2 separate regions of the Homo sapiens genome follow, and region 1 is linked to region 2. A link is a contact called in ENCODE Hi-C or POLR2A ChIA-PET data. All regions are on one chromosome and are shown on one strand. Each heading gives the region's core, a stretch centred on a gene start or an enhancer-like site at or near the end of the contact. The rest is flanking DNA. Distances are from core to core; before and after follow the strand shown. Region 1 holds the start of SCN11A (sodium voltage-gated channel alpha subunit 11). Region 2 holds the start of RPL14 (ribosomal protein L14).

Region 1 (6,323 bases), core at 3,632-6,131, 1.4 Mb before region 2:
CACCCCCTTTTTTTTTTTTAAGACTGGGTCTTGCTATGTTTCCCAGGCTGGAGTGCAGTGACTATTCACAATTGTAGTATACTGCAGGCCTCAAACTCCTGGGCTTAAGCAATCCTCATATATCAGCCTTCCAAGTAGCTGGGACTACAGGCATGTACCACCATGCCTGGCAATTAACTGATTTTTAACAAAGGCCCTATAACATATTGGGAAAAGAACAGCCTGTTCAATAAATGGTGCTGGGAAAACTGACCCCCTATATGAAAAGGAAAGAAACTAGACTCCCTACGTCTCACCCTATACAAAAATCAACACGAAATGGATTAAAAACCTAAATATAAAACCCAAAACTATGAAACTACTAAAAGATAATACAGGAGAAATGCTTCAGGACATTGGCCTGGGCAAAGATTTTATGGATAAGCCCTCAAAAGCACAGGCAACAAAACCAAATATAGACAAATTGGATTACATCAAACTAAAAAGCTTCTGCACAGAAAAGGAAACAATCAATAGAGGAATGAGACAGCCTACAGAATGAGAGAAAATATTTGCAAAGTATTCATCCAACAAGGAATTAATATCCAGGAAGTATAAAAAACTCAAACAACTCAATAGCAAAAAAAACCCAAATAATTTTTAAATGGGCAAATGATCTGAATACACATTTTTCAAAAGAAGACATATAAATAGCCAACAAATACATGAAAAAAATGCTCAACATCACTAATCATCAGGGAAATACAAATCAAAACCACAGTGAGATATTATCTCACTCCAGTTAGAATCGCTATACGAAAAAGACAAAAACAAATGCAGAGGGTGAGGATGCAGAGAAAAGGGAATTCATACACTGTTGATAGGAATGTAAATTAGTTCAACCATTATGGAAAACAGTGTGTAGATTTCTCAAAGAACTAAAACTACAACTACCATATGATCCAGCAATCCCACTACTACCCAAAGAACAGGAAATCAGTATGTCAAAGAGATACCTGTCCTCCCACAGTTACTGCAGCACTATTCACAGTGGCCAAGATACGGAGTTAACCTAAGTGTCCATCAAAAGAAGAATGGATAAAGAAAATGTGGTACATATATGCAATGAAATACTATTCAATCATAAAAAAGAATAAAATTATGTCATTTGCAGCAACATGGATAGCACCGGAGGTCATTATCTTAAGTGAAATAAGCCAGGCACAGAAAGATAAATACTGCATGTTCTCACCAATATGTGAAAGAGAAATAAGTTGATCTCAGAGAAGTAGAGAACAGAATAGTGGTAACTAGTGGCTGAGAAGGGTAAAGGAGAGGATTATATATAGAGAGGTTGGTTAACACATATAAAATTACAGCTAGGTAGAAGGAATAATTTTTGGTGTTCTATATCACTGTAGGATGACTATGATTAACAATAATTTATTCCATATTTTCAAATAGCTAAAAGAGTGGATATTGAATTTTCCCAAAGCAATTATTACAGATTGTATACAGGTATCAAAATATCACACTGTACCCCATATATATGTACAATTATTATGTGTCAATTAAAAAATACATCCACAAATTTATTGATACTTCATAAAAAAAGGAGTCATCTAATCCCCTCTCCTTAGACACTGATGGCCTTAGTAACTAAGTTCTAATGAATTGACTATGGCTTAAAGTGACACTGCATGACTTCCACTGTGAGTTTAGAAAAAGCATTATAGCTTTCAACCAGATTTTTCTTCTTCGGGATGCTCATCCTTGGAACCCAGTTAGCATATTGTGAGGAACCAAATAGTGCTGTGGAAAGATCATGAGAAGGTGTTCTAGCCACAGCTTTGGCTAAGGACTAGGCCAACACCAGTATCAGTCACCAGACATGTGAGAGAAGGGGTCTTCAGATGATTCCAGCCCCAATCTTTTAGCTGCCCCAGCTGATGTGAAGTGGATAGTGGAACAGAGACAATCTGTTCCCATGAAGCTCTGCATAAATTACAGATTTGTAAGTAAAGTAAGGGTTGTAATTGTTTTAAACCATTGCATTTTGCAGATGGTTAAACAGCAATAGATAAAAGGAACAGGAAAAAAGAGTGCTGAATATTGGACAGTAGTTCAGAGCATATACTGCATCCTACAGGACAGTATCAAAAAGGGTTATCTCCCAGAAGGCACCATAGCTAAGTCTTCAATATATCTTCAATAAGACAAGATACTTCTCAGTGATTGAGTACACAATTAGACCAATAAATTCCATGGGCAATAGCCCATTGCATTACTTCTTTCATTGCAGAGTGAATTTCTTGGTCAAAAGCAATATAGTGTTAGAGAAAATGATAGTGTCTAAAGCACTGAGTAATTCCCTAGATGGTGGTGTCAGCGGAAGTACAGTGAGCAGGGAAAGCAAATCTCAATCTAGAATAAACATATTTTAGAGAGGACAAATAAGAACTCCCTCAATGATGGGGAGGGCCAATGACCAATGGAATAGACTTGCCTACATGTGACTGGCTGACCCTCCCAGAGCATGGGGTATTGGTCACTGCTTCTGAACACCCAGCGGTGGCTTGGTGATCCCATGCATAGCTCCAATCCTGTTGCCATTGCCATTGCCATTTATTTCATGATTCTACTGAGCAGGCAGTGAGGCTGAGTTTCATCACAAAGCAGTTCATTTCATCCATATGATTCTTAAGATTTATTCTGAGAGGTCCATCACTATATCCCTTCTGGAGTCTTCCTTGTCACTAGTTCTCCAGTCTTGCTCTTTCCATGTCCTTCACAAACTGGCCAAAAAATTATCCTCTGACCCTGAATTGACCATTTCTCCTTTCAGCCAAACTGAACATCAAAACATACTGGTGAAAATTCTGCCCACTGAAAGAACTTCACTATTTCAATATTTTTCAGGTCCAAAGCAGGACTACAACATATCAATTTCTAGCAAGTACCAGTATATTGTCCAGAGCAACATACCTGTATTGTATTTTGCACATCATAGGTGCTCAATAGACACTTAAGCAATTTTTAAAATACAGACATATTATTTCCCTACCTGTATTTCAACAGCTTCCCATTGGTCTAAAAGATCCTGCTGGGTATGGCCTCTGCATACTCCTTTCACTTCTCTGTACTCTAAGCCTTGACTCTCAGTTCCTGTAATGTTCCATGCTCTCTCCTGCTACAAGACCTTTGCTCAGACTGTTCCCTCTCCTTGCCTAGTTAACTCTTGACTCAAGATACTTCCTGTCTTACAATCATCTTTCTTCATAGTACTTATCTCTGTATTAATTCCTGTCTCATCCTGGGACTCTAAGTTCTATGACTATGTGCACTCACCACTGATTCCCCAACACCTAATATAGTGCCTGGCATATATGATATGCTAAATAATATTTTGTTAAATGAATGAATACATGAATCAGTGAATGAATAAGCCTGTAATGATGCAGTAATTTACCTATAAGTTATCACTGCCAGTTTTGCTTAAGAAGCTTTCTGCCATCACAATTTTTACTCATCTAATTCACATTTCTTTATTAATTTAAGAAGTATTTGTCAAGACAACTTTTCTAAGCATTACTTATATACTAGCACTATGCAACAGAAATTTGTGACCACATATGTAATTTTAAATATTCTAATATCCATGACAAAATTAATAAATTTTATTTAGCCTAATATACCCCCAAACATCATTTCAACATGAAATCAATACAAAAAATTATTAATGAGATATTTTACATTCTTTTCTTCAAACTAGTCTTTGAAATTTGGGGGTAGTTTACAATTACATATCTCAACTGGAACTAGCTATATTTCAAGTGCTCAAGAGCCACAAATGACTAGCAGATACATCATATGCTATATCCCACAGTGTAGTTCTATAGGATTCACTTTCACTAGAGAGGGTCTGATCACCCTCAGCTCTTATAATTAGTGGTCAGGAAAACCACCTTAAGTCAAACCTAACTGTTCCAGTATAAGAGATGATTTAAACTAGAATTGTCTCTGGGAACAATTTTAGCTGGTGTACCGTTTTCGCCTTCCTATAACATCTTTTTGTCTTGTTTTTTTTTTTTAAACTTTTAAGTTCAGGGGTACAAGTGCAGGTTTGTTATATAGGTAAACTTGTGTCACGGGTGTTTGTTGTACAGGCTATTTTGTCACCCAGGTATTAAGCCTAGTACCCATTAGTTATTTTTCCTGATCCTCGCCCTCCTCCCACCCTCCACCCTCCGAAAGGCCCCAGTGTGTGTTGTCCCCCTCTTTTGTGTCCATGTGTTCTCATCATTTAGCTCCCACTTATAAGTGAGAACGTGCGGTATTTGGTTTTCTGTTCCTTTGTTAGTTTGCTTAAGGATAAGGGCCTCCAGCTCCATCATGTCCCTACAAAGGACATGATCTCGTTCTTTTATGGCCCCACTTTTTATCCTTTTAATTTAAACGGATTCTTTGCTCCCCCTGAAGATGGAGGCCACCTCCTTTGCAAGGACTTCTATCTCTCCCCCTTTGAGGCCACGACATAATTCTCCGCATTTTTAGGTACTTAACAGTAAATCACTTGGTTCACTTGGTTCTCCTGCCTGCCTAGGAAAGGTCAGGAGATGGTCCAGCGCCATGTCTAGCACTGTTAATTCTTTCAGTGCTTTCGTTTTGCTTGGGCCTCTCGGGGAGGGCGCGGAAAAGAGCGCAAGCCAGGGTCTAGGACCACACAAGTGAATTCGTGTTGCTCCCTCAGCCCTGAAAAGTGGCTCTCTCCCCATCAGCATTATACTTGCACAGTGGTTTTGTTTTTAGGTGCATCTACCTCATCACATGGCTACCGGCCACACAGCAACTAACAGCACCGAGGAAACACAACAGCCTGTTTACCTTCAGCCCCGCCACTAACCCTTGGCCAAAGGGAAAGGGGCAGGACATCCTCCCGCTCTGAGCCACCTCCGGAAGTGACGTCGGAGTGTCAACATGCAAGATGGCGGCCCATCACCGGCAGAACACAGCAGGGCGGAGGAAAGTGCAGGTATGGAAGCCCGGTTCCTCGGTCTTCCGGACGCGGCCGGCAGCTCCGGGCCCACTCCAGCTAGAAGGTGCCCGGCGCCACGACCAGCTGGGGTAGCGGCATGGGGCGAACGGGGCGGGGCGCGGCCGGCCACGAGGGGTGGGGCCGCGGCGCTAACGGCTTGAGGAAGGGGCGGGGGTCGGCTTGCTTGGCCCTTGGGGCCCAGGCCCGGGACCCTCGTGGGCGGCATTCTGAGCCCGGGATTGCTTGTCGCCGCTCTTCTGTAGGAGTGGACTTGCGGGGTCGGGATAGGCTCGTTCCCCGCCCACTTGCCTCCCCCTTGCCCTGTCTTTCTTCGAAGCGCTCTGCCCTCGCTGCGTCGGAGCCGAGGCCTCCAGGGGTTTCCCAGGGGGGTGGGCGTTGGAGGAGTGAGCGGCTTGTGCGGGGGCGTGGCGAGGCGGCGGAGCGCCAACGGCCCTGCGGGGTTTCTGCTGAGGATTCCGCACTTGGGAGCCCCCAGCCCTCTCTTATGTGGGAGCTGTCCCCTGGGTAGGTTTAAGTGACATAAGAATGTGCGTGGGGAAATTATAATTTTAATTGTTTTGGTATTTAAGTTCCTCTTCACCATTTCTTCATCTTAAGTGTGCATCGCTGAATCTGTCTTTATTGTTTGTGTAATTTATTGTCCATGTGGTAAAGAGTTGTCTAATCTTACCGTGTGTGTCTTGTGCCTTATGCCTTTGTGAATTCACTTTTGTTTGCGGTTACGCTTAAGAGTTACTGCCACTTCGGGGAACATCACACACCGGGGCCTGTCGGGGGCTGGGGGCGCTAGGGGAGGGATAGCATTAGGAGAAATACCTAATGTAAATGACGAGTTGATGGGTACAGCAAACCAGCATGGCACACGTATACCTATGTAACAAACCTGCACGTTGTGCACATATATCCTAGAACTTAAAGTATAATAATAATATTAAAAAATAGTTATTGCCACTTAATATTTTCAGTGATGCAGGGAATAAAAGCCCTCTTACAGGTGTTTGCCTGCAGGTATATTGTATGTGGTAGTGGCAGTTTGGTGCATTTATTCATTAAACATTTACCTAGCACTTAGGGTGGCCCCCAAAGGGGAAAAGGGATTGAAAGGGTGTAGAAATAATTAACACCTAGGCTTTCTTTATAAAACACAGCATTATATGGAGTTCTGCGGGTTGAAATCAAGTGTCAGATAAAGGTAGTTAGATGAAGGGGTCCTTCAGTAAGGTAATCCCAGCAGAAGGTGGTAGGCCATAAAGTCTTCTGATTAGTTCACATCTTGGTTTTATTGATC
Region 2 (6,208 bases), core at 867-3,366:
AGGCTGCTAGAGCAGTCTCAGGGAAGATATGCTGGCATAGAGCTTAGAGGAAAGGCTTGAAATACATCTGGGAACTGTCATGGCAAAGATCATCACCTTAATCAAGTGATAAAAGGTAACACCTCTCTGCACTGGCCTGGGTAAAAATCTAAAGAATAAAATACCACCACAATATTGGGAACCCATGTGTGGTGGTGTATTCCTGTAGTCCCAACTATTCTGGAGGCTGAAGCAGAACTGCTTGAGCCCATGAGTTCAAGGCTGTAGCAGGCTACAATCAGACCTGTGAATAGCTACTGCACTCCAGCCTGGGCAACACAGCCAGACCCCATCTCTTCGAAAAAATGTATATGTGTGTGGCCAAGCACAGTGGCTCACGTTTGTAATCCTAGCACTTCTGGGAGGCTGAGGCAAGTGAATCACAAGGTCAGGAGTTCAAGACTAGCCTGGCCAAAATGGTGAAACCCTGTCTCTACTTAAAACACAAAAATTAGCCGGGCGTGGTGGCAGGCACCTGTAATCCCAGGTACTTGGGAGGATGAGGCAGAGAACTGCTTGAACCCGGGAGGCAGAGAACTGCTTGAACCTGGGAGGCAGAGGTGGCAGTGAGCCGAGATCGCACCACTGCACTCCAGCCTGGGTGACAGAGGGAGAGTCCATCTCAAAAAAAGAAAGAAAAAAAAAAGTGTTTGTGTGTGCGTATATATATAGAGAGAGAGAGAGTGAAGAGAGAGAGAATGTATTCTGATGTGATGCACCAAGGACATAGCATTTCTACCAAAAATTCACTATCTGAATCCAATGAGGAAAACTCCAACAAACCCATGTTACAAATTTAACAGTTAAATCTAAAACTATCAGTTAAAGACTAGAGACCTGATAAATAATTGCAATTTGTAATCCTCCATTAGATCAAGAGCCTGGAAAAACAATTTTTTTTCCCATTTGCTCCAAGGAACATAGGAGCAACAACTTATAAATTTGAATAAGGACTGAAGGTTAGATAATAGTACTATTGCAATATCAATTTCCTGATTTTGATAAGTGTACTGATGACATAAGAGAATCTCTCTGTTGTTAGGAAATACACATTTTAAGAACGTATAGATAGGCTGGGCATGGTGGCTCACGCCGGTAATCCCAACACTTTGGAAGGCCGAGACGAGAGGATCGTCTTCACTCAGAAGTTAGAGGCTGCAGGGAACCATGATCGCGCCACTGCACTCCAGCCTGAGCGACTGAGGGAGACCCTGTCTCTATAAAAGAATGTAACGCCAGGCACGGCGGCTCACGCCTGTAATCCCAGCACTTTAGGAAGCTGAGGGAGGCAGATCACGAGGTCAGGAGTTCGAGACCAGCCTGGCCAACATAGTGAAACCCTGTCTCTACTAAAAATGCAAAAAAATTAGCCGGCCATGGTGGCGCGCGCCTGTAGTCCCGGCTACTTGGGAGGCTGAGGCTGGAGAATCACTTGAACCCGGGAGGCGGAGGTTGCGGTGAGCCAAGCCCCCGCCACTGCACTCCAACCTGGGCAACAGACCGAGACTCCGTCTTTAAAAAAAAAAAAATGTAGCGATAGAAGGACATCATGTCGGCAATTTCCTTTCAAATGATATAGCACATGCAAAACGTTAACATTTGTGGAATCTAGAAGGGTTTGTGGGAATTATTTGTACTAGTTTAGCAATATTTCTGTAACTGTGAATTACTTGAAAATGAAAGGTTAACAAAGTTACTGAGATTAGGAGAGAACGTGAGGAGCGAACAGACCTAGCCATGAATAACCAACAAATAAAACTCGAGGAAATAAAAAGGAACTCAAATGGCATGCGACCAACGGAAGACATAGCTTCTGTACTCTTAACCCTAAATTACTAAGCGATGACCCTCCTGCAGCTTTCTAATCCAAATCACCAAAAACAATCTCGCCGCCCAACTTTGCCAAAAAGCAACTTAACGCCAGCCGACTCCGCCATGTTTTCCCAGTGAGCTTGCGAGCGCGTGCGTACGCACGCACGCACGCACGCACCAACCAATCGGTGCTCACGTCGGTGACTCGTTACCGCAGGGGCGGTGCGTTCTTCTACACATGCGCAGGGTTGGGCGGGTCTTCTTCCTTCTCGCCTAACGCCGCCAACATGGTGAGTCTTACTGTTGCGGGCTCCGGGGCCGTCGACCATGCCGCTCGACCTCCACCTCCGCTGGGAAGCTGAGGCGCCAAACGGCTCCCAGAGGGTCCCGGGAAGCGCATGGTGAGGGTCCCCGGGCCGGCTGTGCAGCGGAATCGGGCCCTTCCCGGACTCGCGCCCTTCCCGGACTCGCCGCTGGCGAGCGCGTGGAGGGCCCGGCAGGCCTGGCGCGCCTTGGGCCACGCGTGCGCGCCTCCGCCGCTGGAGCTGGATGGCTGATGCGGCTCGTGGTCCGAGAGCCTTGTCCTGCCGTGTGGGCCTTGCGGACCTGGGAGCTGGCGGGCGTTGGGAACCGGGCTTAAGCTACTGAGGCGTTTGCTGATTTCGTCCATCCAGGTTGGCGCCTGGCTCTCGGGCGTTTGTTCCCTGCAGCATTCTTTTTCGCTGAATTTAACCATGTTGTCTTTAGCTGCAGAAGGTGACATATGTAGCGAGTATTTCTAAGTAAGTTTCACTGTCCTTTCTCCTCCAATTTTAGGTGTTCAGGCGCTTCGTGGAGGTTGGCCGGGTGGCCTATGTCTCCTTTGGACCTCATGCCGGAAAATTGGTCGCGATTGTAGATGTTATTGATCAGAACAGGGTAAGTGTCACAACTTTTTACTAAACATGGCAGTGGACATGTGCCCTGCAGATGGCAATAATGAATTGTCTCGATGGCTGTGTAAGATGAGGATGCTATGGGTAGTCGCTTTATTTTACCATTGAGGAAACAGGTAATGGTACGGGTTTTAAGCACAGCCTGAAGTTAGCTATTAGTATTGAATTTCAGTATTAGCCACTTAAGCTAGAGCCAGTTATAGGCTGAAACGTTGGTTAGTTTTAAATGAGTTACTATACGTAAAGTGAGTTTAGAACAGATCCAGCACGTAGAAAGCACTTTTGTATTTACTGCTGTGTATTTGAAACAAGCAAACTAAGGAGTTGACCACTGACTATAAATCAGCAGGGATCAGAGTCCTAAAGTTGCCTGTAAATTACATGTGGTTGGTTTCTATGGGGTACTATATAGTTTAAGAAGGAGCATTTAATGATGTGGAGAAATGTTTGTGTTGAGCAAAAGACATACATATATATAACCCAGATAGGACAATCCTTGTCTTTTCTGAGCAATTTATTAAAATAGTAGTGTGGGTTTGATGGCCCTGAACGGATAAGTAATGTTACAGAACCATCTGACCATTTTAATTGCTGTTAGATTTTGCACTGAAGTTCTTGATGTTTGTGTTCTAGGCTTTGGTCGATGGACCTTGCACTCAAGTGAGGAGACAGGCCATGCCTTTCAAGTGCATGCAGCTCACTGATTTCATCCTCAAGTTTCCGCACAGGTAACTGTCCACTAATCACTCCTCCCTCCCATCCCCAGATTTGTTTATGCTAGTAAAAGTTTGTTTTGGAGTAAACAATACGGAAGATTCAGAGCCATCCTGAAGAGGGATTTGCATCATAGAAGTAGACAGGGATTATTTACTTTTAAAATGTCTTGCCTGCGCGTGATAGCTCATGCCTGTAATCCCAGTACTTTGGGAGGCCACGGTGGGAGGGTCTCTTGAGCCCAAGTTTCAAGACCAGCATGGGCAACATGGCGAAAACCCCCATCTCTACAAAAAATAAAAAAAAAATTCGTTGGGCATGGTGGCACGCGCCTGTAATCCCAGGTAGGGGGGCCTTGGGGGTGCTGAGTTGGGAGGATCGTTTTAGCGAGGTCGAGGCTGCAGAGAGCCGTGATCATGCCACTGCACTCCAGCCTGGATGACAGAGTGAGACCCTGTCTCAAAAATAAATAAATAAAATAAATGCCTTGAGGTCACTTTTCTATCCTGGTAGTTTAGGGCTTTGCCTTTGTTTAGATTTGCCATCTTCTTTTCTTCTGGTTTCTGCCAAATTTTTAGCTTAAAGTAAACAACAATACTAAGTCTTGTGTTTATTGCTACTAGCTATCATTAGATAAGCTCTCAGTGTGTGTCAGTTACACAGTATTTAATATAAGAGGTTTTATCCCTAGCTTACATTTAAGTGAGGCAGTGAATAGCAGTTCTTTTTTGACATGAAAATTAAAACACTTTAGTGTGTTGCTATACAGTTAATTCAACCCACAATGATGGTTGCAGTGGAACATGTAATTTTGCATGCTTTAAAAAATAGTCAAAAACTTGCTGTATGTTGGCCGGGCGCGGTGGCTCACGCCTATAATCCCAGCACTTTGGAAGGCCGAGGCGGGTGGATCACGAGGTCAGGAGATGGAGACCGTCCTGGCTAACACGGTGAAACCCCGTCTCTACTAAAAATACAAAAAAAAAATATTCCGGGCATGGTGGCGGACACCTGTAGTCCCAGCTACTTCAGAGGCTGAGGCAGGAGAATGGCGTGAGCCCGGGAGGCGGAGCTTGCAGTGAGCCGAGATCGCAACACTGCACTCCAGCCTGGGTGACAGAGCGAGACTCCGTTTCAAAAAAAAAAAAAAAAAAAAAACTTACTGTATGCTGAGCACTACAGGCACTGTGGGACGTGTATTAACACATAATGGATTTTGAAGTACTGGTAGTTGAAAACATGCCACTTGAACAACCTCGAGTGAACATAGCCATGCTGCTACTACTGTGACATACCAATTAGGGGTGAAGCTTGAGGATACTTGTCAAAGTTCAAAGCAGTAGAAAATACTTGGTAACTTAGATTTTTCACTAGGTACTCTTGTAATTCTGCCTTGGATCCCTGGACACCCTGGATTTTATTTTTAGGATGTTTGGCCACAAATTGTTACTGTAAATTTTTTTTTAAAAAAAAGCCTAACAGTTAATATTAATTACCTTGTTTGTTACGAGAATGAATGGCTCGGATGTGTGCAGTGGCTCATACCTGTAATCTCAGCACTCTGGGAGGCCAAGGCAGGTAGATAACTTGAGGTCAGGAATTTGAGACCAGCCTAGCCAACCCCGTCTCCACTAAAAGTCCAAAAATTAGCCCAGTGTGGTAGTGTACTCCTGTAGCCCCAGCTATTTGGGTGGATGGAACAGAAGAATTGCTAGAACCTAGGAAGCAGAGGTCACAGTGAGCCAACGTTGCGCCAGTGCATTCTCCATCCTGGGTTACAGAGCAAGACCCTGTCTCAAAAAAAGAAAAAAAAAAAGAATGGTTTTCAACACGTCCACTGCCCGAGTGGAATTATATATAGTCAGAGGTGGGTTTTTTGTGTTTTTTTTGAGGGTTTTTTTTTTCTTTTGACACGGAGTCTCACTTTGTCACCCAGGCTAGAGTGCAGTGACGCAATCTTGACTCACTGCAACCTCAGGCTCCCAAGTAGCTGGGATTATAGGCACCTGCAACCACGCCCAGCTAATTTTTGTGTTTTTAGTAGAGATGGGGTTTCACTATGTTGGCCAACCTGGTCTTGAACTCCTGACCTCAGGTGATCCACCCATCTTGACCTCCCAAAGTGCTGGGATTACAGGTGTGAGCCACTGCGCCTGGTCAAGAGGTAGTTTTTAAATTCATAAAATGGGCTGGGCTGGGTGCAGTGGCTCATACCTGTAATCCCAGCACTTCAGGAGGCCAAGGTGGAGGGTTGCTTGAGCCCAGGAGTTGGAGACCAGCCTGGGCAACGTAGCAAGACCCTGTCTCTACAAAAAATATAAAAATTAGCTGGGTGTGCTGGTATGCACCTGTAGTCCCAGCTACTTGGGAGGCTGAGGCAGGAGGATGGCTTGAGCCTAGAAGGTTGAGGCTACAGTGAGCCATGATCATACTATTGCATTCCAGCCTGGGTGGCAAGCAAGATCCTCTCTCAAAAAAAAAAAGGGACTGGATTACAGTTTTGATTAAAATATGCTTGAAGTTAATAACCTATTCTGGCTTACTGAACACAAAAATAAGTAAAATACATAGTGTACCAGGTGTTGTGTAACAGGAAGAGTGCTTTTCAAGGAACAAAGAAAGTGTCTTTGATAATGAGTGACTTCAAAGCTGATTTCTTAATCTGTGGTCTTGGCTCGTTCTAGTGCCCACCAGAAGTATGTCCGACA

What was found. Hi-C counts contacts between places; a loop is a spot of excess contacts on that map. ChIA-PET counts read pairs that join two places held with the same protein, here RNA polymerase II (POLR2A). Pooled maps may share reads with other maps.
Region 1: a loop to region 2 is called in a map of B cell, with 21 times the contacts of the local background. The contact joins the promoter of SCN11A here to the promoter of RPL14 in region 2. A Hi-C loop is called at or near these places in 7 of 168 maps with a recorded cell type or tissue (B cell, CD4-positive, alpha-beta T cell, CD8-positive, alpha-beta T cell and 2 more), 1 of 37 single-sample maps with no recorded cell type and 15 of 50 pooled maps. POLR2A ChIA-PET finds 5 or more read pairs at or near these places in 1 of 52 experiments (activated CD4-positive, alpha-beta T cell).

What each region holds. Positions count from the first base shown.
Region 1 is chr3:39,047,063-39,053,385 of GRCh38, forward strand. SCN11A (sodium voltage-gated channel alpha subunit 11) reads right to left here and starts at 4,882. Exons shown (of 30, transcript NM_001349253.2): 1 at 4,799-4,882. It overlaps WDR48 (WD repeat domain 48), which reads left to right and starts at 4,954. Exons shown (of 19, transcript NM_020839.4): 1 at 4,954-5,011. The coding sequence starts at 4,964. RefSeq lists enhancers at 4,115-4,987, 4,658-4,747, 4,758-4,807, 4,828-5,017 and a silencer at 5,058-5,157.
Region 2 is chr3:40,455,223-40,461,430 of GRCh38, forward strand. RPL14 (ribosomal protein L14) reads left to right here and starts at 2,117. Exons shown (of 6, transcript NM_001034996.3): 1 at 2,117-2,252; 2 at 2,668-2,769; 3 at 3,420-3,514; 4 at 6,185-6,208. The coding sequence starts at 2,250. RefSeq lists an enhancer at 1,916-2,210 and silencers at 2,353-2,402, 3,616-3,910.